Linked DNA regions of Homo sapiens: region 2 is linked to region 1. A link is a loop called in an ENCODE intact Hi-C map of the cell type or tissue named here. Cell type or tissue: gastrocnemius medialis. All regions are shown on one strand. Each heading gives the region's core, and the rest is flanking DNA. Links, peaks and the distances in the headings are about the cores only.

Region 1 (15,274 bases), core at 2,395-10,394:
GAAGGGATGAGGCCCCAGAACTGAAAAAAGGACAGTCAATGGCCAGGAACCGAATGAGTTAAAACCGGGCCCTATAGCCTTCATCCCTGGTGACTCTGGCTGGCCTCGTTAGCGCCCGCGCAGCACGCACAGAAGGACCCTTCGCGCAGGATGTCCCGGAGACTCGTCCACGCTCCCTAGCCGGGCTGCGAAGGCCCAGATCTCCCAGCGCCTCCATGCCGCGTCGGCCGCGGCCTTGGGGGTCTTCCGGGGACAGTGGCCAGCCCTGGGCCGGTGACCTAGCCTTTGGGCGCTTCCCCGGGGCTCTAGGGTCCCAGGGCGCCAGGGCCAACACCAGGAAAGCCAGAAGGTTCCTTCCTTTGGGGCAGGAGTTGGGGGGAGTCGCCGTACGCCCACCCTGCCACGCGGGAGGCCTCCGGGAGAGGGCAGAGGGCGCCGGGCAGGGACCAATCATCGGCGGCGACCGGTCACTCGCGCCCCAGCGAGGAGACCCTGAGATCCGCGGGGAGAGCACAGGGTCGCGCCGCCCCCTGGCGGCTCAATGACAGAGTTGAGGCCCGGCGGCTGGCGACTGCGGCGTCTGGCAGCTCCAGGAAAGGATCCCCCTTGTGAAGAAACGCCCCTACGAAGACTGTCCTGTCCTGTCCCTGCCCTCCCGCTCCCGCTCGCCTTCTCTCCCCTTCTTTATTTTCTCTCTTCCTCCTCCCCCCACCTCTTCCACTCTTCCTGCCCTTCCCCCCTCCCCGTCCTCACTCCCTCTCCCACCCCCATTCCTTTCTCTCGTCCTTCGCCCACCGCCTCCCGCCCCCGCGGGGCAGCGCCTCGGTGCACCCGCTTGGCAGTTAGCCCATTAGATCTCGTACTATTGATCCGCTTCTGAGCAAAAGCTGACAGCACCCCCTCCCGGGCTCCCCACGTTCCCATTCCCCGCGCCCCCCTCCAGGCAGTCCTGGCCTGCGCCTCCTCCCGCCCCCCACGCGGGCCGCGCCGAAGTCTCGCCCTCACGAAGGACGAGAACAAATGTAATTAAAGCGACCGGCGAGGGGGGTGTGCCCCCACCAACGCAGGCACGAGCGAGGGTCCCAGCGGCCGGCGCCCGGCCTGCCACCTCCCTCCCCCTCGTCCCCGCCCCCTGGAGCGGGAGCATTTGGGTTGAGCTGCGCCTGTCCTATAAATCCACATATAATTCTCCTCTTTCCTGTTCAGCTAAGGAAAATAAACGTGTAAGGCTGTTTCTGGGAGCCCAGCTCAGGGACCGCTCTAAATTCTCCTCTTATTGAGTAGGGGCTGGAAATCATTCAGCTCGGCGGCGCGCCCCAGAACCACCCCCTACCCCCGCTCCGGCCCGCGGCCGCGCCCGCGCCCGCCGCGCACACGCACGCGCGCACACGGAAGGCAGGCGCCGGGTATATAAATATCTCCAGCTCTCCCCATAGCCGGGCAGATTTATTCCGCTGCCAAGCCTGCAGAAAATTGACTTGTTCATGGAGGCGGCTATTGACACATCACCGGGGGGAGGGTTAGGGGAGAAAGCAGTGGAGCCGGCGCCCCTCCATTATACGTTAATGTAATCAGCAGTGTGCGAAATGACTGCGCGGAAAATAGCATCACTGACATTTATATTAGAGGATATTGATGGCAGGAGCTGTGACCGCATCACTCTGCCTCCCGTTTCCACGGATTGACACAGGAGCCTCTTGTTGGCTCCATCCACGCTCGCCTCCCCTCCCCCTACCTCTCCCGCCCTCTCTCTGTCTCCACCCACCCTGTGTCTCTCCAGCTCTCCCCCTCTCCGAGGAGGAGATCTCACCCCCACCCTCCCTATACACTCTTTGATCACTCATTTTCCAAATAATTCTTGAGCACCTACTGGGTGCCAGGCGCAAGGGTCTCTCCCTGTGCCTCCTCTCCCTAGGTTTCTCCCTCCCCCTCTCCCCCACCGTGCCCTTGCCCTCTTTGTCCCTCCTCCCCAGCTCTGCCTCTCCCCTCCCCCTGCCTTGGCTCGGTGGCTGGACCGCTGCTGTCACAGCAGATAGATAATTGAAAAATGGGCCTCACCTTTGCAGCCGGCAGGAGTGGTTCAGGCAGTTACCGCCGGGGTTACCTACTCCATCTCAGGCCCAGGCTCCAAAAGAGATTCTGAGGAAATTGGATTTTACATGGATGTTTTATTCGAGCAGAGGCTTTAGTGTATATAAATACAGGCGAGGAGGCCTTGGCGGCAAGGATGAGTGAGGACAGACAATCCCGCCTGGGGCCTCCAGGCTCAGGCGAGGCAGGCGGGCCATGTGCTCAGCTCCCGGTCCCAGACCTGGATATCAGCGCATTCCCCCTCATGATCTGGGACTGAAAGAGGTTAATGCTTCTGAACAGCTCCTCAAAAGCTGCCTTGGGAATAAAAGAGTGTAGTTGTTGAGAACTTGACAGGACAGTATACTGAGAAAAGAAGGAAATATACTGGAGAAGTTTGAGGACTGATTCTTTTTCTTTCTTTTTTTTCTTTTTCTTTTCTTTTCTTTTTTCTTTTTTATTTTTTGAGACAGAGTTTCGCTCTTGTTGTTCAGGCTGGAGTGCAATGGCATGGTGTCAGCTCACTGCAACCTCCGCCTCCCGGGTTCAAGTGATTCTCCTGCCTCAGCCTCCCGAGTAGCTGGGATTACAGGCATGTGCCACCACACTTGGTTAATTTTGTATTTTTAGTAGAGACGGGGTTTCTCCATGTTGATCAGGCTGGTCTGGAACGCCCAACCTCAGGTGATCCGCCCGCTTCAGCCTCCCAAAGTGCTGGGATTACAGGTATGAGTCACAGTGCCCGGCCGAGGACTGATTCTTTCAATAAATATCTATTGAACCTTTAACTTTTGAAGTATTGAGTTTGAGGCACAGGAGTGAGTAAGTTATGGCTGCTGCCTTCAAGAACAGTCTAATAGTTTGGAGAATGACACTGGGGGTTTCCTTTTTTTTTTTTTTTTTTTTTTTTTTCAGAGATGAGGGTCTCACTATGTTGCCCAGGCTGGACTTGAACTCCTGGTCCCAAGCGATCTTCTTGTCTCAGCCTCCCATCTAGGGTTTCTGGTTATGGATAAGGAAAGGGAGAGTGAGAAAGCAGATGCTGAGATTGCTTTTCTAGGGCATGACCAGCTGGGGAGCTTGAATGAAGAGGCAGGAGGGAAAGTGGTCGGATTGGGGCGATAAAGGACCTAACTCTCCAGTCTGCTCTCTGAGCCTGGTTAGCAAAGCATCTAGGGAACTTGGACAATGGTGGACAATGAATCTATAGGCAAGATCACATCCAAAGTGTTTGCAAGGAATCCTGGTGAGATTCTCTGGAGGGCCAAGATGAAGGATCATTGAAGACCAAGGTGAGGCCCTCCAGAGAGACCAGGTAGAAGGTGGGAAGAGGACCTTTGCGGGAGGCCTAAATTGAAGGCACTTGGGCAAATGAGGGGCATCAGAAGACCAGGGAGATGGGATGTGGGTGTGGAGCGGGAGGAGGCAATGCCTGGGGACCTAGGATAAAGATTCTTTTGGCCGGGCATGGTGGCTTACGCCTGTAATCCCAGCACTTTGGGAGGCCGAGGAGAGTGGATCACCTGACATCAGGGGTTCGAGACGAGCCTGGCTTACATGGTGAAACCCCATTTCTACTAAAAATACAACAAATTAGCCAGGCATGGTGGTGCACACCTGTAATCCCAGCTACTCAGGAGGTTGAGGCAGGAGAATCGCTTGAACCTGGGAGGCAGAGGTTGCAGTGAGCTGAGATCGTGCCATTGCAGTCCAGCTTGGGCACAAGACGGAGCGAAACTCCATCTCAAAAGGAAAAAAAAAAAAAAAAGATTCTTCCAGGGCCTGAATGTCCCCTACCCCATAGGAAGGTCTACATTTCATTCCTGGGCAGGGTCTTTTCTGTGCCCTGTTTGATCTCTGATTAGAGTCTATGTGGCTGACAGGTGCAGCGCAAATCATTTCTGTTCCTTGGAAGGAGAGTCATGAGCCATCCCATGATTAAAGGACTGGAATGAAGATGAGCGGACCCAGGCTCAGACTGCTCACTGAAGGGATAGGGGCTTCTTCTGAGCTCACAGCACAGACAACAGCTGCCTTATCCCAGCCATATCGCTGAAAGCTGGACTGTTCCTCCCCCAGAGAAACATTACAAAACCCCCCTTGTCCTCTGCCACATTGTTATACTGTTACATCATCCGCTTTGGGGGCAGGACAGGTGCTGGATAGATGATGGCCATCCCTCCAGCTGCCCCACACACATCCCAGGCACTCCCAGATGGCACACTGGGAACTCCAGTCCAGCTGTAGGATGGGAGTATTCTGCGGTAACTGGACTCCCTCTCAGAACTCTCCCTGTCTGACTGCCATCAGCATCTTCCCTCTCACCTACAGATTTCATTCATCCTGACAGCCCAGTGGAAAGGGAGCCCCTTTCCACCCATCAGGGAGCCAGAACACTCCCACTTACCTTAGTTACCTGTGCCACCTCCTTCCCTTTGCCCTCAGTGAACCACAGGAACTCATGTCCTATCTGTCTCCCAGATCAACTCCTGTATTTGTCTTCCTTTCCTTGTGACTCATTTGAAACATGGATGCAGAGATTCTGGTCTTGCTCCTAGCTTAAGACCCTGCTGTGGTGTTTGTTTCCCTCCAAAATTCATGTTGAAACTGAATCCCCAACGCAATAGCATTAAGAGGTGGGGCCTTTAGGAGATGCTTAGGTCGTGCCCTCACAAACAATATTAGTGCCCTTATAAAAGGGCTTGAGGGAGTTGTTTGCCACTTTTCCCCCTTCTGCCGTGTGAGAATGCAGCAAGAGGTGCCACGTATGAAGCAGAGAGATATCCTTTACCCGACACCAAATCTCCTGGCCCCTTGATCTTGGACTTTCCACCTCCAGAACTGTGAAGAACAAATTCCTATTATTACTATTATTATTATTATTATTATAGAGTCTCACTCTGTAACCCAGGCTGGAGTGCGGCGGCGTAGTCTCAATTCACTGCACCCTCCACCTCCTGGCCTCAATCGATACTTCCACCTCAGCCTCCCAAGCAGCTGGGACTACAGGCACCTGCTACTACACCCAGCTAATTTTTTTGTATTTTTTGTAGAGATGGGGCTTCACCATGTTGCTCAGACTGGCCTCAAATTCCTGGGCTCAAGCAATCCTCCCACCTTGGCCTCCCAAAGTACTGGGATTACAAGCATGAGTCACCATGCCTGGCCTGAATTTCTATTATTTATAAATTACCCAGTGTCAGGTATTTTGTTATGGCTGCAGAAATAGATTAAGACAGACCCCTTGGCTGGGCACGGTGGCTCACACCTGTAATCCCAGCACTTTGGGAGGCCGAGATGGGCAGATCACGAGGTCAGGAGATCAAGACCATCCTGGCTAACACGGTGAAACCCCGTCTCTACTAAAAATATAAAAATTTAACGGGCAGGTGCCTGTAGTCCCAGCTACTCAGGAGGCTGAGGCAGGAGAATGGCGTGAACCTGGGAGGCGGAGCTTGCAGTAAGCCAAGATCGTGTCACTGCACTCCATCCTGGGCAACAGAGCAAGACTCTGACTCAAAAAAAAAAAAAAAAAAGACAGACCCCTTGAACAGGATGGCGATGAGAACATGAGTGCATGCATATACATGTGTGTGCATGCACATGTGCTCCCTTGAGCATTGCAAACCCAGGGAATAAGTGACACCATTCAAGGAACCGCACTCGGTCTCACCTTGCCATCCAATTTAGGAAATTGACATTCGTTAGAAAAATAAAGGAGCAGCCAGGGAAGTGGCTTCCCACAGCAGGAAGGATGCTCCTCAAGGCTTTATGAAGATGGGCTTCTGGGAAGTCATTCCTCCAGGAACATCTGCCCGATAAGCCATCAGAGAGGACTCAGGGAAATGGGGGGTTGAAGGTACTGGAAAACGGAGCCACATATAATTCAACCATTTCTTGAGATTTGGAATCTGTCCTTTCTCTCTCCCCATGTAGAGGCCAGGTAGATGTAGGGTGCAAAGGAGAATGAACCTTTGAAAGGTGGCTACTCTGCTTCTGGGGGGCCAAGGAAGCCAGCAGGAGCTGGGAAGTTAAGGTCTAGGTGGAGAAGCCAAGCTTGGCAGAGGAGTGTTTCCAACTTTAGCAACAAAGCCAATCTGAGCTGTGTAACTGAGGTGAAAGTCACTTCACCACTCTGGGCTTCAGGTTCCTCATCTGTAAAATGAGAAAAAATAAGATTTCTTTCCGTTCTAGTTTCTGTGATTCTAAACCGATGGGTGAGTGTGATTGGAGAGCCCAGGTTTAGGATGAAAGAAGGAATTTCAGGGCTGAAGATCCAGATTCTTACAAGAGGGATGAACAGAGGTAATTGCAGGGCCAGCGGGGCCTGACATTCATCAGAGGACTGTTGGTGGCTGGGAACCTGCCAGGGCCAGGACAAAACAGAGCATAAAATCAGCCCGACCCTGGGGCAGAGAGAAGGCAGGGATGGATCTAGAAAGCATGCTACCTAAATTGTTTCAAACTCAGACTCTTTGCTCAGAATCTGGCTCATACAGCCCAGAGATCATGGGTAGAAACTCCAAGTGGCCAGGCAGGTGTCCATCAGCCTAAGCAACATAAAATCTGTGCACTCTCACGTTCTGTGCTTTAGAAGGGAATGAGTGGGAGGTGAGGGTCTTTGCTTTGTTTCCCCAGAGTTTCCTAATACGGTTTCCTGCTTGAGAAATGTTAGCATCACCTTGGCTGGATGGAGAGGGGATCAGGGCGCCCCTAGTGGTGGAGGCTGGTGGTTGGCAGAAGCGGCACCTCCTTAAGACTTCACTAGAGGAGCACGGGATAAAGTGTGAAGCAGCTGGAGGGAGGCCGAGGGGCACAGAGCCTAATGGAGGCAATCCCTCCGCCCTGTTTTGACTCAGGGCAAGATGAAACAGGGCAGGTGGCCAGGGAGAGTTGGAGCAGAAAGCTGCCTTGGAGGATAAATGCCTAGAGGGAAAAGACTAGAAGCCCAGAGCACAGGCAGCCAGCAGGCAGCAGGCAGGGGAGGAGAGGTGAGAAGGGAGGGAAGATATCCCTTTCCACGGATGTGCCTTGGCCCCTGCCCAGGCAAAGAGGGGCAGATTTTCCGTCTTGTCCCAAGCCCCTGCATCTGCCACCTTGTTTACCTCCTGCCTATTTATAGTTGCAAATTCCAAGCCTGGCATGGGACTCTGCGATTTATATGACTATAAACCTTCAAAGGGCACTGAGGGCTGGCGGGGAATGGGTAAAGACAGGGGCAGGCCTCGCAAGGTCAAAATACTCAGTCTCCCACCCCCACTGTCCTGACATCCTACCTCCTCACAACAGGTTGAAAGGCCAGGCTCACGCAAATAAGAAAATGGGTAGGAAGCCACAGTCGCCGCTGACTCTTCCTACCCTAAGCTTGTCCAGTTTAGGATTTAGAGCAAGGCAGAGCATGTCCTGGGTCCTGGAACATGGTGGGGGAAAAGAAGAAAAACAATAGAGCAAAACAGAGAGAACCTGTTTTAGTCTCCCTGGCCCCTTTTGGGAGGGGGTAGGGAAGCTCAGTGTGGGAGAGTGGATCTCATCAAGGACAATTGAATTTGGAGAGAGTGGGTGAGTCCAGGCTTTCGAGGGAGAGGGGAAATTGGGATCAGCAGCCCAACTCCCACCTACCCCATCCACTTAACAGCAGAGGGGAAGAAGAATGAGACCTGGAGCACTCCTGGCCTCTGGCTTCCTTCTGGGGGTGCCTTTGGAGGCCTGAATGGCTCACCTCTTATTCAGAACAGGGTGCACTGGTTTACCCAATGCCTGGGTGCCCAGTCACCATGGAATTCTGCTAGCACTGCTCATAGGCCAGATCCTTCCCTTTAGAGGCACCCTCTCCTCAGCCTCTGGCTGACCCTCTGCTTCAATTCATCTCCCTTTCTATTTTCTCTGGACCTCCAGCCCGCCATGTGTACTCACGTTACCGCTCCCCACAAAGTGCCCCTTGCTTTGCACCTGTGCCCTCAGCTGACTATTACAGCCTCCTGCTCTGCTCTTCCCCTCAAGCCCACCACACTGGTCCCCACTCCACGATGTGTCATATGTAGCTCAGCTCTGTGTGTGCATGTGTGTGTGTGTCTGTGTGCACGTGCATGCATGTTTGTGGCTGCATGTGTAAGAATGTGCCAAACAGTTTTGAACATGAAGGAGGGGGGAACCCAGAATGGCTTTCTCCTTGACTTTTTTGTTGTTTTCCCATCAACCTCCAGTCTGCTGGACTAAGTCTAAGGACTTAGGGAGGGAAATGTCGCTCTTAGAGTCCATGTGACCCACTGGCCACTTCTGACCCTCTTTTACAGCCCCCCTCCCCGACCTCCACCATCTGGGGTCTCAAACCCCTCACCACTAGACTAAGCCTGGTGAGAGGCAGACAGAGCTGAGGGTCAGGGATTGCTCAGTTGGGATTGGTCCTCTGGCAGGGGAGGGCACTCAGTCAACAGAGACTCCCATCTGGCTTTGGGCTTGGTCTCGGCCTTGGGTAAAGTCATATAGGGAAAGGCGGAGGCCACAAGGAATGAACCAATTCTTGGTCTACTCCTCTCTCCTACCGTCCCAGCCCAGCCTATCCTTGGGGACAGGGATGCAAATGAGTAAGCCAAGTCAAAGTCCCTTCTCTAAGAAGAGAGACAGAGAATAGAGAAGATGTCACAGAGCCCCTTTTGCCACCTACTAGTCTTCTCTTTTTTTTTTTTTTTTTTTTTTGAGACAGGTTCTCACTCTGTCACCCAGGCTAGAGTCTACAGTGCAGCAGCATGATCATAGCTCACTGCAGCCTCTGCCTCCTGTGCTCAAGCAATCCTTCTGCCTGAGCCTTTTGACTAGCTAGAACTACAGGCATGCACCACCACATTTGGCTATTTTTTTCTTTTTTTTTGTAGAAACAGGATCTCACTATGTTGATCTGGCTGGTCTTGAACTCGTGGCCTCAAGCAATCTGCCCACCTCAGCCTCCCAAAGTACTCAGCTTACAGGCATAAGCCACTACACCGGTCTCATAGTGTATTTTTTATCTAGTGCTTTCTCTGTGGTGGGAGAGGGGGTATCAGGAGGCATTGTCAGATGTGAAGATGGTGTCTGGGATGCTTATTTTATTTATTATTATTTGTTTTGAGACAGTCTTGCTCTGTCGCCCAGGCTGGAGCGCAATGGCACTATCTCAGCTCACTGCAACCTCCGCCTCCTGGATTCAAGCGATTCTCCTGCCTCAGCCTCCTGAGTAGCTGGGATTACAGGCATGCACCACCACACTCAGCTAATTTCTGTATTTTTAGTAGAGATGGGGTTTCACCATGTTGGCCAGGCTGGTCTCAAACTCCTGACCTCAGGTGATCCACCTGCCTCGGCCTCCCAAAGTGCTGGGATTACAGGCGTGAGCCACCTCGCTTAGCCTGGAATACTTAACTTTATATGCCAACTTGACTGGGCTAAGGGATGCCCAGATAGCTGGGAAAACATTATTTCTGGGTGTGTCTGTGGAGGGAGTTTCTGGAATCAGTAGGCTGAGTGAGGAAGACTCACACTCATCACTGTGGGTGGGCATCATTCAATCTGTTGATGGCCTGAATAGAAGAAAAAGGCAGAGGGAGGGTGAATTTGCTTTCTGCTTGATCTAGGCCATCCATCTCCTCTTGTCTTATGATTTGACATTGCTGGTTTTGGGGACTTAAGACTTGGACCAGGACTTATACACCAGCCCCTCCCCGGCCCCCACAGTTATCAGGCCTTTGGGCTTGGACTGGAACTATACCACTCACTTTCCTGGGCCTCTAGCTTGCAGTCAGCACATCATGGGACTTTTTGGCCTCCATAATTGGGTGACTCAATCATTCATAATAAGTCCCTTTATCTACCTTCTTCCTTCCTACCTTCCTTCTTTCTTCTTTCCTTTCCTTTCTTTCTTTCTTTCTTTTTCCTTTCTTTCTCTATCTCTCTCTTTCTCTCTCTCTTTCTCTTCCTCTCTTTCTCACCTTCTCTCCTTGTCTGCTTCTTTCTCCCTTTCTTCTTTTCTTTCTTTCTTTTTTTCTTTCTCCTCTTTCTTTCACTCTTTCTTTCTATCTCTATCTCTCTCTTTCTCTCTCTCCTTCTTTCCTCCTCTTTCTTTCTTTCTTTCTTTCTCTCTTTCTCTCTTTCTTGGTCTGTTTCTCTGGAAAACCCTGACTAATACAGTGTATGAGGACCTGGGGAGAAATCGAGGACCTAGATGGAGGTGAGGTGCAGTGAAGAGAAGCCAGGAGGACCTGCAGAGGGGCTGGCAGCAGAGCAGAGCTCACCGTTATGCCCTCTCCAGAGGGAGGCAGCAGAGGACCATGGGAATTGCCCCATCCAGCATTAGCAGTTCAGTTCCCCTTGCTTCACTGTCTACCATGGAGCCCATATCTAGGGACTCACCTTGTTTGAATGTTTTTACACTTTTAGTCCCTGCCCCAAGGAGAGATGCCTTGGGAAAGTCAGCCCTGATTTAGTCCCTCCCAAGCTCCTCTCTTCATTCCTATGTAGAGGCTTCTCTCCTTTGTGTCTAGAACTTAGAGAACATACTTTTGTCCACTCCCCACCTCCTTACATTTCTCAACCTCCCCAGCTCCCTACCTCCTACACGCCCTTGGAGGCCATGATCCAGCCCAGATTCACTGCCCTGGAGAGGCCCGTATCTCTGCCCTGTGGCCATGCTGAGCCATGACTGTGACAACTAGACATTGTTAGCATCTGACCCCCATCATCCCTAGGGAGTTTCCAGTGAGGGCCCATACTCCTAATGTCTTCTTTTCCCTACCCCCATTTAGTCACTCACCAGGCCTACTTCCTGGATATGAGGACCAGGTCTGGCCCTGGAAGTGCACAGGGAGATGGTCCTGTGCTGGGGACCAGGCTAGCATAGGGGCAGCAGCTAGGTGGAGGAGTTCTGAGGTGTGGCCTTGAGTGCGATGAAAAACCAGTGCCTCATAGCCTAGTAACATTCCCCTCCCTGCCAACATGGCACCTCTGTGGTCCCTCAGCCTGGTTGGAAGTGGGGTGGTGAGGAGTTGGGGGGCACAGGTAGATGGAAGGTGGGGAATGGGGTGGGAGGGCACAGGTCAAGGGAACAAATATCTAATTTTTTCAAAGCTCAAAAACTGGAAGCAACCTAGAGGCTTCAAAGTTAAATCCTGGAGCAGAGAGAACATCTCCTGTGCATCGGGTAGAGGGAGCCAGGGACAGAATGGCCTTGGTTTGAGGATGATCTTATCAAAAAGGAAGCTAAGAGTGACCAGCTTTTTTGAGACCAAAGAGGGCCAATGGGTTCCTTCTGAACTCTTACTGGGATGGGAGTGGCTGAGAGAGCTGTAGACCTGAACCCTGGGGGGCACAGCTGAGATCCCAACAGAAAGGAGCCCATGTGTTAATAACCACTATAAGCCACGAGAAAGTCAGGGTCAGGGAGTGGTGGATTACTACTGGTCTCTCTTATCCAGTCTCCTGTCATTGACTCCAAGACATCTGGGTCTCAGAGAGTCCAAGATGCAAGGTAGGCAGCTACCTTACAGATCATCTGGCCTAGGACTCATTTTATAGATAGAGAAAAGAAGACTCAGAGGGGATAGGAAGGTGCCTGACTGTACCACCCACCATCTCAAGTCATCTATTAGCTTAGTTATAAGATCTCAGTTTGACCTCATCCTGTGGAACTCCAGGCTTACCTGCCTGCCCAATGGATTTGTCCCTAGATTAAGTTTCCCCTCCACCCACATTGTTGCTCTATGTTTGGACCCCTCCAGATAGGCCTGATGGAGGAGCCCTGATTGGAAAATTTCCCCTCCCCTTCCCTGTCTCAGAATATAGCTTCTTAGGGCGCTCCCTTTGCAACTTGAGATGTCACTGTCTTTCTATTAAAATGTCTTTTCCACTCTGCCTCTCCCTTTCTCTCGCTCTTCTCCAAACCCTACCCCCTCCACCCCCACCTGCCATCCCTTCTCTAGATAGAGCCCCAGAACTGCTGAGATGAATCTCTGCAGCTTTGTGGTTCTGGGCTGTGTTCCTGGTAATTGAGTTGTGCTCCCTAGTCATGATGGGGGAGGGTGGCAGTGGCTGCCGGTGGGTCCAGTCATCCTTCTGCTAGCTTAGCCCCTTCCACTGTGATCCAGCAGAGAGGGTGAGGAGGAGAGAGCTGGGGATGCTTCCTTTTCCCCAGCCCTCCTTCTCCAGCTCTCTGTCTCCCCCTCTCCCCCTCCCTGCTTCATCTCCAGCACAAATCACATGGTGACAGCCACATCCAACCTTTGGGGAAGGGTTTGTAAATGTGTCTTCCTTAGCTGTGATCTCCAAATTGTTCCTTTTATTGCATTTGTCACGGTGAAGATTAAAGTCCCTGGGTGGTCTGCACCACAAATCACAAAGTCTGCTCAGGGAGAGGCTGCAGGTTGGGAACTGATGGAGGGGTCTGGGCCCTGTTACAGGGTGTGCATGCATGTGTATACTCACAAACACCCGATCCCATGTGTGATGAGGATTTGTACTTAGGAATGGAAAGATGTGCTGCTGATATTGTCCTTCTGAGTTGTTAGCCCCCTTTATAAGCACAGTTTTTGACCTCTTCCTCCAGGCTGTCTTCCAGGATCTCCCTGCCCAATCTGTGGTTGGCATCATGGTCTACATTGCTCTTTCCCGTCTCTTCCATCAGTGGGGAGGGAAAGCTGTGGTCACATCAGAGATATTTCAGGATATCCCCCTGGATCTTTGGTCACATTGATCTCTAGATCTCATCCTGGCAGCCCTCTTTTTTTGAGACAGGGTCTCACTCTGTTGCCCAGGATGGGGTGCAGTGGCACGATCTTGGCTCACTGCGGCCTCAACCTCCTAGGCTTAAGCGATCCTCCTGCCTCAGCTCCCCCAAGTAGCTGGGACTAAAGGCGTGCACCACCATGCCCAGCTAAACATCCTGGCAGCACTCTGAATGGGTCAAGGGCAGTTTGGGCCCAGAGCTCCCAAGGGACTCACATCCAAGCCCCAGAAGAACAGCTGATCTTACCCTGTCCCAGCACCCCCATATCCTGACTTTCTTTCTCATCCTGAGACACAACTGGTTGCAGAGGGAGCACAGCTGACATGGAGGAAACACAGCTGAGGAACCAAGAGGACAAAAGCTCCCTTGTACATGTGCGCTGAAAACAGCCCCCTTATGAGGTGGGCTTCCTGCCTGTCCCTCATCCACATTCATAACATTCAAATTTATGCTGTAATCTCCACCGCTCCATATGTATGAGCCTTTGATGGGTGTTTGGGTTTATGGGATGCACCCGTCCCTCCATTCCCTCACCCGCCCACCGCCTCCAACCACTGCAAAGACGCTCGTACATAATTGACATCGGCAGATTCTTTCATTATACAAGATTTAGCATCTGCTCAGGGATCGCTCGCTCCTCACTCACCATAGATGACTTTTCCCCGCGTTTCCTATTATCAATTCAAATTAGCCCCATTTCCCCACCCGACCAGTGCAGCGTTTACACTTGACAGTGAGGAAACAGCAAGGCTATAATGGGCTCCTCAATTATTTAGGCCCAGGTAGGCCAGGACCCAGAAAGCCTTGACAAGGGGATATGCTGGGGTGGAGTCATTGTAGAGGGGAGGATAGGGCAGCAACTACCTGGTCCCTGTTTGGCCTTATAGCCCTCTACCCTCTCACTTTCCACCCTGGGACCCCCTTCCCCACCTCACACACATGTAGGTCTCTAAGGAGCAAGACAGTCCCTTCCTGCCCCCATCCTCAGCAGCAGCTCTCTCCCCTTCCATCCCATATTTGCTCCACATGAGTACCCAATGGGCCACTGGCATAAACCAAAGAAGAGGTCATTAGCACCTGCCGGGCTGCCCCTCCCCTGAAGACACCCCTGTCTGAAGGTTCATCTGTCTCCATGAAGGTGAGAGGTGGTGCCCCAGGATTTCAGAGATCAGTAGAAGAGTCAGAAATCCAGCTGCAGAGCCCTAGGAAGAGAGAGATAAAGCAGGCCCAGCTGACACATGAGACACACATCAGAGCCTGAGGGAGCCGAGAGTGTTGCCGCTGGGGCTTCGGGAGAAGTCACAGGCAAGAAGAACGGCTTGGGCAAGGCTCCCTCTCAGACCACACGGACTGTGCAGAGCTGTAATTAGGTCAGTTCTGCCCACCCACTGGTCTGCTATTCCAGGCCCAGCCTCCTGTAATAACTCTTGGGCCCAGCCAGTAGCTATTCAGGAATCAGGGGCTCTCCCGAGCTCACTAAATGGCCTAAGTACAGGGGCAGAAGCTCCTGGTCAGCACCGAAGCCCTAACCCCTCCTTCCCATCAACCCTCCTCTCATCTGAAGCAGGGCTCCAGGCAGTCAGCTCAGCTCAGCAAAACCCTGTGCCCACTTCTGCATCCCCCTCCCGTCCCCTTCCTCAGCTTGGATCAGTTTCCAAAGGCAGCAATGGGGAGGTGGCAGGCAGGGGTCGAAGAGGCTCTGGGATTAGCAGTGTCTTTCCCATGCTTGGCTTCTCCAAAATCAAAGAATTCCTCCGTCTGATTGGATTTACCCTAAGTCACAGGCGTGTGGGACCTTCTTTCCCTCAGCAACAGCTGGAAACAGCCCTAAATATGATTAATTAACGCTGTAAAAAGCCCTGGACACAATTAAGATTTATGTGTATGCGTGTGTGTGTAAGTGCACATACCTGTGCGTGTGTTGCAGGGGAGTGGGTTGTTGGGGGGACTCGAGTGGGGGGAGCACGGGTGGATTACCAACCACCTCCAGGGCCCTCTGGGGGAGTAGAATGACATTTCCTCAGAGACATTCCTTTGACATCCATCCCAGGCAGGGGTCATTTTATCCAGCCTCCAGCTTTTGAGTAGATTAGCCTTTCTCTGTCCCAGGGGCACGGGGCTATATTCTTTTCTCTCTTCTCTGGCCAATGAGGGGAGTTGGGGGTGGTTCTGGGGCAGGTGCCTCATCTTTCCTCTACCACAGCAGTATATTCTCCGTCAAACCTCAATTCCTCTTGCTGGGTCACTCTAGGCATCAGGGACACATACACAGTCCCCAAACATAGCTGCACTGACACAGCCCAAATGGGACATAAAATAGGAACCTCAGAGGAATCTGAATAAATGAGCTGCCGGACAAACCTCTTGCCCTTGGAGATAGTTCACTTTCATCCTCAAAGACTCACATCTCCAAGACAAGACAGAGGTCCTTGGACTTTCTCCTCACCTCTAAGA
Region 2 (15,274 bases), core at 4,608-12,607, 170 kb after region 1:
TATAAGTTGGATTTTTTGTTTGATTTGATTTCTCATGATGGATGGCCCAGAGTAAAAGTGTTGGGTTAATCTGTATTAAAAGAACATACCAATGTTTATGGGTTTCCCCCATTTTTTGTTTAAGAGTTATTTTTAACAATACCATTTAAATATTCTTTGCCCTAGTGGGATAGAAAGGGGAAAGGAACTCCTAAGAAGCTCTGTGTTCTATGTTAGGTTAGTAACACCCTTTAAGCTCCCTTTGTGTTTTCATTCTTTAGACATTTTCATAATACCCACCCAGTGGTTATCCATCTAAATCTGATAAAATAGAGGGTCAGTAAAAAGAAAATTGTGAGTATGGGCTAGTCAATACTCAGGCTGTTAAGGTTGAGATGACTATTTTTCACTTTATAATTCAGTATAGAGGAGTTTGCCAGCAATTGTGTATCAGCCCAAGTACCTGTATAATAAAAATGTGATTTATAGTATCTTTGGTATGACAAACTTCCAGCAAAAAGTAATTAGGCTCCAAGTTATATGATAACATTTCAAAAAACATAATTAATTTTGAAATACAGGATCTTACACTGAATTAAACAGGTTTAGTTTATCTGATCTTTTTATTTATTTATTTAAAGGAGGAATTTCATGACCTGAAAGAGAGTTACTTGCAAATTCTAAGTTTATAATTGGATACTGGCTTAAGCTTCTATTATATAAGGCATTTAATTTTGGTATTTAAAACATTGATCTTTACATTTAAAAAAAAAAAGTTAAACATACAACTTGATGTTATGGGGTAAATAAATGTTGACCTTTCCCTTTCTTTGTTTGATACTCTTACATAGCATGTATTGCCAGTCGCCTCATTTGTCAAGCTTTGTAGTCATTAATTCAATTATATCCTTCCTCCATTTTTTGGTAGATGATCTCCATTCCTTTTTTTCCAAACAGGGAGGAAAAGAAGTTAGAACTCTGAAGTTCTTGAGTCTCTGTCCCTTTCTTTGTAATATAGCATGCTTTTTCTTTAATTTTAGGGACTTTTACAAGGGATCATCACAAATGTAAAATATCAAGTTAAACCTCATAAGATATTTCTGCCCAAAAGAAACACATTAGGGTACTGGCCTGTCAGGCTTACTAAAGGTGACACACAGGTGTCAGCCACAGAGGTGAAAGGGCCTCAGAATGACACAGTACGTTTTTTATCTCTCAGTATCTTTCAAAATGTAATATCTAATAGAAACCAAAAAAGTGAAATTTACATGTAGGTTTAGAACACAGTAATGATTGTATATTAATAATTTCATGCTTGTATGAAAATTTTCAGATAAACTCTCATGTTAAAAATAATTTCTGAACCTACAAATAAACTAACCCTCCTGTTAGAACGTTATGACTATATGTAATGTAAGGAATATATTAACTGTAAGTTTTTTGTTGTTGTTGTTTTGAGACGGAACCTTGCTCTGTCACTCAGGCTGGAGTGCAGTGGTGTGATCTCGGCTCACTGCAACCTCGGCCTCCTGGGTTCAGGCGATTCTCCTGCCTCAGACTCTCGAGTAGCTGGGATTACAGGCACCCACCACCACACTTGGCTAATTTTGTATTTTTAGTAGAGACACAGTTTCAGCATGTTGGCCAGGCTGGTCTCAAACTCCTGACCTCAGATGATCTGCCCGCCTTGGCCTCCCAAAGTGCTGGGATTACAAGTGTGAGCCACCGCACCTAGCACAACTGCAGGGTTTTAAATATTAATGTTATTAATGTTACTAATGTTGTTGCTGAAAATGGAACTCAAATAATATGTAATTTGGATTTTCTGTATTTTGCCTTGTAGATAGTGATTTACATATATTGACTAGCAGATTTTTAGTACTTATGAACTCATTTTCAGTTGGATTGTTGTTTTTTTCCCCCTCCTAAGTATATAAAAACCCCACTGACATTTTAGGGCCTCTAGCTGCTGTTTGAGGTGACAGTGCCAAGGAATGGACTCTAATCCTAAACTACTGAGTAAATGTTTTTTTAAGTCCTATGCTACTTTTATCAAAGAAAATAAAATCAAATCTGAGAAGAGGGGGAAGAGAAATAACTATTTTTAGGACCCAGACTTGGAGATCTGTGCCAACCAAACATCTACTATAATCGAGAGAAGGTAATAATCATGGTTTTAGTTGTCATCAGCTAAGTGTGGGCTGGAACTTTCTTGTATCCAGTGTCAACCTGTGTCAAAGTGCAAGCTAGAGATCTAATGAATATGATCTCCTACACAATGCTTAAAGATACATGAAATACTTCCCATCTAAATCCTTACATAATTTATTTATATACATGGGCATATGTTTTCTTTTACATATGTGTATATCTGTATGTATACAAATCTTCAAGTGAATAATTGTATAAATATATGTATGTTCTAACTTACAGAATTAGAAATGTAATTCAGTTTACTCCCAAAGGATAAGATTGAAGATAATGAGAACTGAATTAAAGCTTACTTTCTTTCACAGAATTCCTCAGAGAGAGAAGACTGTAATAATGGCGAACCCCCTAGGAAGATAATACCAGAGAAGAATTCACTTAGACAGGTATGAAATTCAGCCTTACTTAAAATAAAAAGCTACCAACAGCAAAACAAAAGACAGGAGGAAACCCTTGATTTGCCATTCTTTAAGCACTGGAGCTTATATTAAGAGTACTCGGACGTTGGCCTGGCCATAGCCATCACTTTCAATCAGGTGACATGGTTTTCCCAGTTATTTAAAAAACATTCTAGGTATACATGTACAGGACAGCTGGTTGGCATTTTTAAAAAAGTATAAAAACAGATCTGCCTGTAATAAAGTTAGCCCTTTTAGTATGAGCAATATTTTGTTTGCTTTTTCTAGAAGAAAAGGCCATTGTTAATAATAACTTAAAAAAACAGCAGCCGGGCAAGGTGGCTAACGCCTATAATCCCACCACTTTGGGAGGCTGAGGCAGGCGAATACCTGAAGTCGGGAGTTCGAGACCAGCCTGACCAACATGGAGAAACCCAGTCTCTACTAAAAATACAAAAATTTGCTGGGCATGCTGGCGCATGCCTGTAATCCCAGCTACTCAGGAGGCTGAGGCAGGAGAATCACTTGAACCCCAGAGGCAGAGGTTGCGGTGAGCTGAGATTGCGCCATTGCACTCCAGCCTGGGCAACAAGAGCAAAACTCCGTCTCAAAAAAAAAAAAAAAAAATAGCTCACCACTGTGCCCCAATAGAAGGTAACACATTTTACTTGTGAAAGTTCAATACCATTGTGTTCTTGTAAAAATTAGAATGTCCTTGGCAAAAACAAGAAACGCAAGTTCTTATGATGTTGCCAGAGAATAAGTGTGCCACCTATTCATTTTTATTTTTATTATTTTATTTTATTTTTATTTTTGAGACAAAGCCTCACTCTGTCGCCCAGGCTGGAGTGCAGTGGCGTGATCTCGGCTCACTGCAACCTCTGCCTTCTGGGTTCAAGCGATTCTCCTGCCTCAGCCTCCTGAGTAGCTGGAATTACAGGTGCCTGCCACCATGCCTGGCTAATTTTTGTATTTTGGGGTTTTTTTTTTTTTGAGACACAGTCTTGCTCTATCGCCCAGGCTGGAGTGCAGTGGTGTGATCTTGGCTCACCACAACCTCCACCTCCAGGGTTCAAGCGACTCTTCTGCCTCAGCCTCCTGCGTAACTGGGACTACAGGTGCCCACTACCACACCGGGCTAATTTTTGTATTTTTAGTAGAAACGGGGTTTCACCATGTTGGCCAGGCTGGTCGCAAACTCTTGACCTTGTGATCTGCCCACCTAAGCCTCCCAAAGTGCTGGGATTACAGGCATGAGCCACTGTTCCCGACCTAATTTTTGTATTTTTAGTAGAGACAGGGTTTCACCATGTTGGCCAGGCTGTTCTCAGACCCCTGACCTCAGGTGATCTGCCCAGCTTGGCCTCCCAAAGTGCTGGGATTACAGACATGAGCCACCACACCTGGCCCTGTATTCATTTTTAATATAAAATTGGATACAATGAGCCTGAGCAGCAGTAAAAATAATTCTAATTTACTTGGATTTATAGCATTGTTCTAGGAAATAGGAGATCTAATATTTGTTGAGCACCCACCGTGAACATGATGCTTATTTGATTTAACCCTCACAATAACCCTGTAAAGTTTTTAGATATGATGTGACTTCCAATTTATAGATGAAGAAAATGGAGGGTTAGAGAGGTTAGATGACTTGTCTAGCTAATTAGTGATTTGATACTCAGATCTCAGTGTTTCCAAAGCGTTTCTACTTGTGCCTTCTGACTTCAGTTTATATATAGTGTTTAGAGGGAAAGTACTTGAAACTGTGACACATTCATTTTTTAATTTACTATATGTTAAATGTTTTTTGGATGAACACTTCTTTTTTTTATAAAAATAATTGTTTAGTAAATAGAATTGAATCATCCAGGAAGCTTTAAAAAAAAAAACAAACAAAAATCCACAAATGATCAGTAATTGATGTTGAGACAGTTACAATTTTAACTGTTTGGAGAATCAACACCTGATCTGTTCATCTAAACCAATAGGACAATACTGAATAAGATAAATTGGGAAGTAGGAACACTCTGCCCACTATACAGAAACAACTGTCGGAAAACAATGACACAACAAAAGTTTTGGCAACTTTATTTAAGCTAACAAACGAATTTTCTCTCTGCAAAGTTATAAATTAATTTTAATAGGCTGATCCAGATGGTCCATTTGGAAAATGGATAGGCTGATCTGTTGAAAATTAAACTAAATTTATCTCTCTCATACTTCAAACTGAAGCAAGAGAGAGAATCATGCCTATTAAGTCCAGCACATACAGATGGACCAGCAGGTCACACATGGGACTAATCTGATTCATTTTAAAAATAAATGCATACATTATTGAATCATTTTCTACTTGCAAGATCTGTTGTGTGCAATATTCGAAAGAGATTTAATGTTGTTTTTTTCATTGCCGTTTTAGCAGGTTCTCTTCCCCACTCCCCCTGCCCACTTTAATTTAACAACCTTCCCCCCCACCCCCCCCATGGTGCTTTGAAATGATTTTTCTAATATCTGTCATTCAGTGTTGAGATCCAAGCTCTGGAGATTAATTAGGTCATGAGGCTTTTTCTCCTCCCTTCTTTGTAAAGGGTTTTATCTCCATTCTCTTTGTGAAGAGCATGAACTCAATGTTCTTGGAAAGAGAAATGGCCTTTAGAAACAGGGAAGTAGGAGATCCTCCTGGGGCCCTCAGAGTCTTTTAGCTTCTGGGTGTTTTAGCAGCCCCATGAATGCAGATTTGTAAATTTATTGCAGTGCCATCTGGTTTTTTGCTCGAACCAGATTACTGTTGGCTTGTGTCTGTCTATTGTGGTGGTCACTCCCTAGGAGCTTGCCCTCTCTATCTTAGGGAAGAGTGATGAATAGCAGGGGTCAATAGAAGCGGGTCACAGGGCAGCTGTCCAGGACTGCCCTGAACTTGATTACCCCATTGCTGATTTTTTTTAAGGTAGGACATAGTATATAAGCTGTTTAAACTCCCTCTTTTCTCTATTGCATATGACAATAATGAAGTGCCATTTGCTATTTTGTTTTTTTGTTTTTGTTTTGTTTTGTTTTTCCTGTAGTCAACTTCTGTAGACAAAAAGATGTCAAGGCCGCCTTATACCTAGTATTGATACAAGTAGGATTTGCATCTCATTAACTTGAGATTCTTTTGCAGATATTTCTAATGGGATTTCAGAAACTCACTATTGATTATAAAAAGTTCAGTTATCTTCTAGCAATTTAACATTGTTTTTAACTAATATTATAGTTGACATATATTATTCAAAAATAGCGTTTTGCCATTGTTGATAGGACATAACTACTGCATGTTAATTTGGAGAGCTATTTAAATATTGGAGGAGCAAACAACTTTATACCAAAAATTTGGCAAGTTGAACAAATTCCTTGAAAAATACAACTTACCAAAACTCTTAACACAGGGTGAAGCAAAATTTGAATAGCCTGATGTCTATTAAATAAATTTAATTAATCATCAGAAGGGACATGTGGTTTTACTGGTGAATTCAACAAATATTTAAGGAAGAAATGATACGAATTTTATGCCAGACCCTTTCACAGAATAGAGAAGGAAAGAACACTCCTTGACTTAAAAATCCACCATAACAGTAATTCCAAAACCCGACAAAGATATTACCAGAACAAGAAATAATGAAGGTGGAAATTAAGAGACACTGTTCCCTGTGTCTGTCACCAAGTCATTTTGTATACCTGCTTTTTCGTTTCATTTCCAGCATCTGAAGATGGAAGAGTTTGGGGTAGGGAGAGGAAGTAGAGCAGTGTATCCTTGTAAAGAAAGTTAATTTTCTTAGTTTCAGAATAATCTCATTTCTTGGCATTAAATATGAACTTTTATTTAAAGGATGTACAAAATAGCTACAATTTTTGTTTTACTCCTAAAAATGTGAAGTCAAGGAAAGGATAGCCACTGTTTTCCTACCTTTTATTCCTATCTGCAATCAAGGGCAAAGGCCTGGGAGGATACATGAAAGTACTCATTACTTTTTGAAAATTGTGGCATTACAACGTTCAACTCTTTGCTTCTCATTGGTGCTAATAGGATCTGTCAGCCCTGCCTTTCTCTGTAATTGAGTAAATTGTGACCGTTGTCTAATCCCTCTCCCATCCCCCATTTCCTTTGTGTATGTGTCCACTTACCATCCTGAGAACGTGGGCAGTGATAAATAAAGCATTGAGTAGAGCTCTCTCAACTCTCTGAAAGCAGCATGATGCCAGCCCTCTAGTTATATTTCTTTAAGTGTTTAGGTTTTTCTGTATTCTTTCTCTTGTGTAGCTGGAACCCTGGGGATGCAAAGCCATGAGAGAGGCCAAGAAGCTAACAAAGTAGCTGTCTCCCTTGTTAGCTTGTTCCTTTATTCTTTAAAAACAAGATAAAAACCATCTGGCTCAGGGCATTACATTTTCCTCCCCCATGCACCTCTATAGATGGAGACTTCACCTGCAGTGAGGGTTTACATTGATTAGGGAGGGAGCAGTAATTCAAGCTTCCATCCTCTTCAAGGATACTTTGCAGTCTTTAAAGGTGCTGACCCACTGAGTTAGACTGTCAAGGGAGGATAAAAAAGTATCTTCATCCCAGGAGGTAACAGCTGCCAGGTTTTCAACACCTTGCACGCTGCTGGAAAAATGTCACAATTGTCAGCTGAAAGAAAAATGACTGTGTTGTCATCTTCTGTTAATGACTGGGCCTTATAAAAGGAACTACATAAGTCTTTTAGAAGGAATAAGTAGCTGTTTTCCTTTTCTACCATATTCCCCTCCCCTGAAAAAATTCCTGCGTTCTAAACATTGCCTTGGAGTAGATCCACAAAAAACAGCAGTGAAGAACTTAAATCAGCCAGTATAAGCATGGAAGTCTGATGGGCATAGCTCCTTTATACAGTTGGATGAGTAGGAGGAAAAAGCACATCACTGACACAGAAAATGACATTATAGTGTGTATTAACAAAACAACCACAACAACAAAAAGTCATTCATAAGCCAGTGAACTGAGAGAAAACATACTGTATTTCTGTTCTTTGGAGGACAATTTATTTTCAAGCAGCATCCAGATGGGTAAATACCAAGACATTTCTTTTTTCAAGAGAGCTCCTTTTCTTCCTTTAAAAAAAAAAAAAACACAGAATTTGCTTCCTTTAATAGCTCTGTAATGTTCATATATGATGGCATTCCCTTCTTTCTGATTTGATTGATGAGGGAAAAAGGTTTAATGAAGTCCCTGATATCAGGCAGGCAGGGTTTTTTTTTTTTTTTTCTCTCTATTTGTTTTAGGTTAGTCACTTTAATTGTATTGAGTAATTAGAAGGTACACACAGCCAAGGGAGCTTTGTTCTGATAATTGCTCGAGAAAACCCATTCCCTATCTGCCGTTGCTTTGTGTTAAGACACTTCTCCCTCTAGTGGCAATAGTAAGCACTTTGGCTTGGCAGTAGGCAAGGTGTAATTGCAATATGACAAACTATGCTTAAGGGACTGTCTTGTAAATACTTTCGTTTGGGGTTTGCATTATTTCATTATATATGTGTGGTTGGTTGTTGTTGGTTTTTTTTACTCTATAAAACTTGCTACCTCTTTTTGCCCTCCTAAAGTGCTTTGGGCTTTGGGTAAAAAAAAAATTGCCTGAGATGTTTATTAATAAAAAAAATCACAATGCATTCTGGGTAATGTTTTGCAGCTTGACTTAATTTTAGTCATCTGTTTTAATTACCTATTTATAAAAATGCCTTTGCATTTGTAGACATTATTTAATACTTTGGAAGAAGCACCTCATTTGAAATAAATAAATAAATTGTACTTATTTTAAATAGTCCATGTAAAAGATCTTAAAGGTAATTAATGTAGGTCTCTTAAGTAAGACAAAAGTGATCTTTCCAAATCTGACGAAGTGATTTGTTTATATAACTTCCCACTTCTGTTGAATCCTTTAGAGTCTAATAACTTTTTTAAGAAAACACGGTTTGGCAATTTGTGCCTAGCTACAAAAACCCTTCTTCAAAAAGGAGCAATTTAATAACCGGCTTTCTTAAAATTACTTTGAGGAAGGAAGACCGTATGGGGGGTTGGTGCTTTGTTTTATTTGTATTTTAATGTAATCATTCTTTGATAAATTGTGTAATCACTGACTTAGTAGGAAAAATATTATTGAACTCCTGGGTTGCAATGACCATAAAGAGTGTATTTTCATATAGAGAGTTGTGATACTGGGAATAAATTATAAAGGAAACAGTTTATATGCTGGTCAAAGTCCATATGGGCCCAATTCATTTTGTTTTCAGTGCTTACTCTGGATGTACCATTAAAAAAGGCGGGGGGTGGGGTGGGAGGAAGCCTGTTGTGCTCATCTGCATGAGCCCTAAAAAAAAAATCTGCCCTAAAAACAACACGGAATGATAGCAGATGCAGCTTTGCATCTATTGAACAAGATTCAGTAGCATCTGTGTGGCATTTTTAAAACCCACTTCCAGCTTCCTTAGATATTGCTTTTTGGTTTGCTTTTTCTATACCATATTCTTGTGTGGGACATGATTTGATGTTACCATGTATCTGGAAGTCCCTGTCTTCCTATACCCCCACTCCCAGTCACTAACGATTTTCATTATACTATATCTTGTTATGCTATAGGGCTGCTGAACAGATTTCTAAGCAGCTTTTTGCAAGGTTAAAACAATGCAGCCCAGTAACAAGTTTGTGTAATTTTAAATATATACCTTCTAGTAAATAAGGGCAAGTCTGGCAATCAATCCCTTTTAGTGTGTTATATGTTTCACCTGACAACTAAACCTTCTATTGATTAGCCATTACTTTGTTAGATAATCCTATGTCATTGAATCCATTGTAAAAAATTAAACTCTTTAAAATGTTTTACCCTAGCAGCAGTGTGAAAATTGAAAACTTGTTCAGAATTACAGCCTGCTTTCACAAAGAAGGTAGTTTTCAGCAAGGCATCTTACTAGTTTATGCTTATGTGCTTTATATGCGATATAAAAACGTATTAAAGTACTCCAACGCAAAACTCTCTGCCTCTGGTTCAGCAATGAAGCTACCTTTTCAAGTGTTGCATGGGGACAGAACCTATCTTGCCTGTGGCTATTATATTCACTAGTTGGATTTCAAACTGGAGAGAGTCTTACAGGAAAATATTGAATGGAAAATATTGAATGTTTTAGCCTTTTAATTGCAGAGTGGTAAAGGAACTATGACAAATTTTAGTTTATTGATCTGTGTTACTTCCTTGGGAGATCAGCAAAGTCATTTACCCATTTTACAGATGGAATGTCTAGAAAATAAAGTCCTATATATAGCCCTACTCTGGAAACTCCCTCAGGCCTGGCACAGAGTTTCTGAATCTATCTAATGGTCCCCTAAATATGTTATTACATATTCATTCATGAAGGGAAAAGAGGGTAATTTTGAAGGAAAATAAATTTTCTTTTTATAACTTAGTATTTTCAGAAAAATAGCATGATACATTTATTGATGACTGGACAAACCTCTGTAAAAAATTTACTCCTAAGATACTTCTATTGGAAGTTTTCATACAGTGAATTTTACAGATATTAATTGTATAAGTCTGAATTTTTGATAAATCTAACCACCTGTGTAACCACCACCCTAATTAAACTATAGAATATTTTCATAACCTAGGAATGTCTCTTGTTCTCCTTTCTACTTATTTTCTGCACCACCAATGGATCAAATACTGATCAGCTTACTGTCACTGTAATTTTGCCTTTTCTAGAATTTTGTGTAATGGAATGCTATATTTTTGGGGTCTGACATTCACTTTGCATAATGTTTGTGAGATTCCTCTATGTTGCTGTGTATATCAGTAGTTTATTCTCTTTCATTGAGTTGAATAAATATATCGCAGTTTGTTTTCTGTCTCCTTTTGGTGGATATCTGAGCCATTTCCATCATTATAAGTGAAGTTACTATGAACGTTCTTCTATAAAGGTTTTTGGTGAGCATATGTTAAGTACTTTTTCATGTGCTTATTGGTTATTCAGACATTTTCTTTGTGAAGTATCTTTTAAGTTTTTAGCCATTTTTAAAAATTGCATTGTTTGCCTTTTTATTATTGAGTTGTAGACTCAACTGTATTGAATTCTGGATACCATTCATTTGTCAGATATATGTACTCTGATTATATCTCACAGTCTATGGTTTGCCTGTTTATGGTATGTTTTGATGAGAAGTTTCTAATAGTTGGATGAAATCCAGTTTACCAATTTTTCTTTCTTTTTTTTTTTTTTTTTTTTTGAGACGGAGTCTCGCTGTGTCGCCCAGGCTGGAGTGCAGTGACACAATCTCGGCTCACTGCAACCTCTGCCTCCCAGGTTCAAGCAATTCTTGTGCCTCAGCCTCCTGAGTAGATGGGATTACAGGCATGCGCCACCACATGCTAATTTTTGTATTTTTAGTAGAGACGGGGTTTCACCATGTTGGCTAGGCTGGTCTCGAACTCCAGACCTCAGGTGATCCGACCGCCTCAGCCTCCCAAAGTGCTGGGATTACAGGCGCGAGCCACCGCGCCTAGCCGGTTTTTTCTTTTAGAAGGGATACTTCCTTTGGTCCTACCTAAGAAATCTTTGTCTACCCCATGATTGTGAAGATATTCTTCTAAGTTTTCTTCTGGGAGCTTTATAAGTTTACTATTTATACTTAATTCTATGATCCATCTCAAATTAATTCTTATACGTGCCATGAAGTAGAGTTTGGGCTTCATTATTTTTGCCGTAATTTCATTCAGTTGTTTCAGCACCATTGTTGAAAAGACTTTCTTTTCCCCCATTGAATTACATGAATTCATTTGTCCAAACCATTTAGTTATATAAGAGTTATATTCTCAAACCTCCTGAAGAAAACGTTGCTGCTGGACCCAGAGCAGTGGGTGACAGTGCCTAAGGTACTGACCCATCCCTATTTTATGTCCCTGTAGACAAGGCGGACAAGAAAAATGATAGGTGTCTATCCTTGCACCAAATACCATAGTGTCTTGATTATTGTCATTTTATATAATGGGCCATGAAATCAGGTAGTGTGAGTTCTCTAGATTTGTTGTTTTATTTTTTGTTATTCCAGATAGTTCACATTTCTATATAAATTTTAGAATCAACCTTGCACTTTCTATTAAAAAGCAGTCTGTGAGGGGCTGGGTGTGGTGGCTCCCTCCTGTAATCCCAACACTTTGGGAGGCCGAAGTGGGAGGATCGCTGGAGCCCACTGAGTTGGAGGCTACAGTGAGTTATGATCACACCACTGCACTCCAGCCTGGGCAACAGAAAGAGAAACTATCTCCAAAAATAGACAGACAGATAGATAACTACTTTTTTTTTCATCTGAGATATATAGGATTTTGCCCCCGTTATTCTGTTAATACGACAAATTACCTTGATTTTTGTTAAGAGTTTTTGTGTCTGTTTCATGTGAGGTACTGGTTTGCAGTTTTCTTTTTTAAGTGTTTGCCAGGTTTTGGTATCAGAGTTATGCTGGTCTTATAAAATGAATTGGGAAATCTTCCTCCCATCCTCCTCTGTTTTCTAAAAGCACTTGTGTATAATCCTGGTGGTGTTTCTTCCTTCAGATTTCATAGAATTCACAAACCACTTGGGCCTGTAGTTTTCTTTGTGAAAGATTTTTTAAACTTATTATTTAAATTTATGTGGCAAGATGTTTTAGAGCAATTTGAATTTCTTTTAGAGGTATAGAGCTGTTCAGATTTTCTGTTTCATGTGTCAATTTTGGTAATTTGTGTTTTTGAAGAAATGTTTCCTGTTTATTCAACAGATTATAATATGTTAATATCTTTTATTTTAATACTGTGATTGTTTCATATTGGGCTACTGAAAGCCTCTTTCGGCAGGCTTCCATGCCCCCTTTGACGTATCTTCATCGTTCTGAGTATTTCCATCTTATAGTTTCCCTGGTCAGTCCTGGAGTCAACCATATTTCCATGAATGTATGATTCCCTTTAGTGCAGAATGGTATTTAAAAACCAAGATTCAAACACTGACTTTTCTTTTACATCTATATTTATATACTTTGAAACCATTAGTTCACATTGATAACTCCAATTCTAATTCAACCCCACAGGGTTTGTTCTAGATTTCTTTCTTTCCATATTTCATTTTTCTCCCTTCCTTCCTTCCTTCCCCTTCCTTCCTTTTTCTTTTCTTTTCTTTTCCTCTCTTCTCTTCTCTTCTCTTCTCTTCTCTTCTCTTCTCTTCTCTTCTCTCTCTTCTTTCTTTCTTGTTTTTGGTAGAGATGGGGTCTCTCCCTATGTTGTCCAGGCTGGTCTTGAATTCCAGAGCTCAAGCAATCCTCCTGCATTGGCTTCCCAAAATGTTGGGATTATAGGCATGAGCCACCCCACCCCTTTCCTAACATAGGAAACCTGGTTTAAGATTTTTTTCCTTTCAGCACTTTAAAAATATTGTTCCCAGCTGGGCGTGGTGGCTCATGCCTATAATCCCAGCACTTTGGGAGGCCAAGGTTGGGTGGATCACCTGAGGTCAGGAGTTCGAGACCAGCCTGGCCAATATGGTGAAACCCTGTCTCTACTAAAAATACAAAAATTATCTGGGCATGGTGGCGCACACCTGTAGTCCCAGCTACTTGGGAGGCTGAGGCAGGAGAATTGCTTGAACCCGGGAGACGGAGGTTGCGGTGAAATAAAAATATTATTCGCTTGTCTCCTAGCCTTCATTTTTTTATGAAAAGCCTGACATTATTTATATCGTTACTCCTAGATACCTAACATCCCCTTTTTCCTTGGCTCCGTTCAAGGTTTTATCTTTATCACTCGTTTTCAGCAGTTCTGACTGTGATGGGCCTATATGTGTTGTTTTCTTTGTATTTTTAACATGACTGGGGTTTGCTGATCTGAAATCAGAAAGCCGCTAGTTTTCACAAAATTTGGGGAAGTATTTGATCACTATTTTTATAACTTCTTTGCTGTACCGTTCTCTTCTCCCTTCCTTGGACTCCAGCCACGCATATATTCTAGATAATCCAGAATTGTCCCACACAGTGACTAAGACCGATCTTTTTTTTTTCTTTTCTTAATCTCCTTTTTTTCTCTCTGTTCTTCAGTTTATATGATTTCAGTTTATCTATCTTTTTTTTTTTCGGTTTATCTGTCTTCATTGACCTTTTCTTCTGTCACTTCCAGTCTGCTTTTTAAGCCTCTCCAGTAAATTTTTTGATTTTTTTGAGATAGGGTCTCACTCTGTTGCTCAGGCTGAAGTGCAGTGGCATGAACATGGCTCACTGCAGCCTTGACCTTCTGGGCTCAAGCAACCGCCCACCCCAGCCTCCTGAGTAGCTGGGACTACAGGTGTGCACCACTATACCCAACTAATTTTTCTTTTTTCTCTTTTTTTTTTTTTTTTTTTTTTTGAGACAGAATCTCAATCTGTTGCCCAGGCTGGAGAACAGTGGTGCAATCTCAGCTTACTGCAACCTCCGTCTCCCGGGTTCAAGCGATTCTCCTCCCTCTGCCTCCCAAGTAGCTGGGATTACAGGCACTTGCCACCATGCCCAGCTAATTTTTGTATTTTTGGTAGAGATGGGGTTTCACCATGTTTGCTAGGCTGGTCTCAAACTCCTGACCTCAGGTGATCTGCCCGCCTCGGCCTCCAAAGTGCTAGGTGTAAGTCACTGGGCCTGGCCAATTTTTTCTATTTTTTGTAGAGACAGGATCTCACTACGTTGCCCAGGCTGGTCCTGAACTCCTGAGCTCAAGCTATCCTCCTGCCTCGGCTTCCCAAAGTGCTGGGATTACAGGCATGAGCCACCATGCGCAGCCTGAATTTTTCATTTCAGATAATGCACTTTTCAGTTCTAGAATTTCTATTTAGTTTATTTTTGGTTTTTCATTTTCTGGTAGAATTTTTCATCTGTTTATTCATTGTGATCATATCTTTTATTGCTATGTTCAAGTTTGAACATATCTATTATAGCTTCTTTAGAGCTATAATATGTGCTAATTTCTACAACTAGGTCTTCTCAGGGTTGGTTTTTGGTTCATTTTTCTCTTGACAATGGATCCCATTTATCTCCTTTTTCTCATTTTTAGTAATTTTTGATCATATAACCAACATTATAAATGGTACATTGCAGAAACTCTGAATTCATTTTTTCTTCCTCTGATTAAATTACTGGCTGATCACTATGACCTTGTGGAGGCTTGGTTTTGTATTTGTTAAGGTCAGGTGTATTTTGGTTTTGCCCTTAGTCCTAAGACATACTCTTGAATCTAAACTCATGGTCTCTTTGAATTTTTAATGGAAAGCCTAAGATGTTATTACATCCCTCTAACTTGATAGAAGTCAAACTCTAAACTCTTTCTCCCCCCATGAGCAGCAGCTGGAATATCTGCACAGGCCTTTCAACCCTCCAGCTGTTGCTCTCCATTGAAATCCTTGGAATCTCCCCTTCATGTACGTAGTTTGGGTGTTAGCCATAGATTTGAGGGGAATTTATATGTAATTTTTTAGTCTTCCTCCTTCCCCTGTGGTTCTCTTTCATTTCTGGGATTTCTGTTCTCTATTGCCAGCCACTATGGCAGTTTTGAACTCTTATCACTTGATATCTCAAGCCAATAGACTGTGGCTTTCAGATTGAATTCTAGTCACCCTGCACCAAGTGGACTCGTGAGTGCCTTCAGG

Evidence for each region. Peaks named below come from ENCODE experiments on the same cell type or tissue, not always from the same donor. Only the 100,000 strongest peaks of a DNase experiment are listed, where the experiment ranks them.
Region 2: a loop joins it to region 1, with 5 times the contacts of the local background. A loop is called at or near these places in 21 of 110 quality-filtered maps.

What each region holds. Positions count from the first base shown.
Region 1 is chr10:101,291,266-101,306,539 of GRCh38, forward strand. No RefSeq gene overlaps it. Among named protein-coding and RNA genes, the nearest start is that of LINC02681, 35 kb to the left of the region's middle. RefSeq lists enhancers at 1-194, 195-734, 6,903-6,972, 7,013-7,082. In gastrocnemius medialis, for the core only: CTCF peaks have their summits at 6,781 and 10,347; DNase peaks (open chromatin) are centred at 6,806 and 10,370; H3K27ac peaks cover 759 bases.
Region 2 is chr10:101,459,486-101,474,759 of GRCh38, forward strand. It overlaps BTRC (beta-transducin repeat containing E3 ubiquitin protein ligase), which reads left to right. Exons shown (of 15, transcript NM_033637.4): 3 at 2,496-2,573. Among named protein-coding and RNA genes, the nearest start is that of BTRC, 110 kb to the left of the region's middle. In gastrocnemius medialis, for the core only: a CTCF peak has its summit at 8,024 (motif pointing left); no DNase peak of the experiment used is centred there.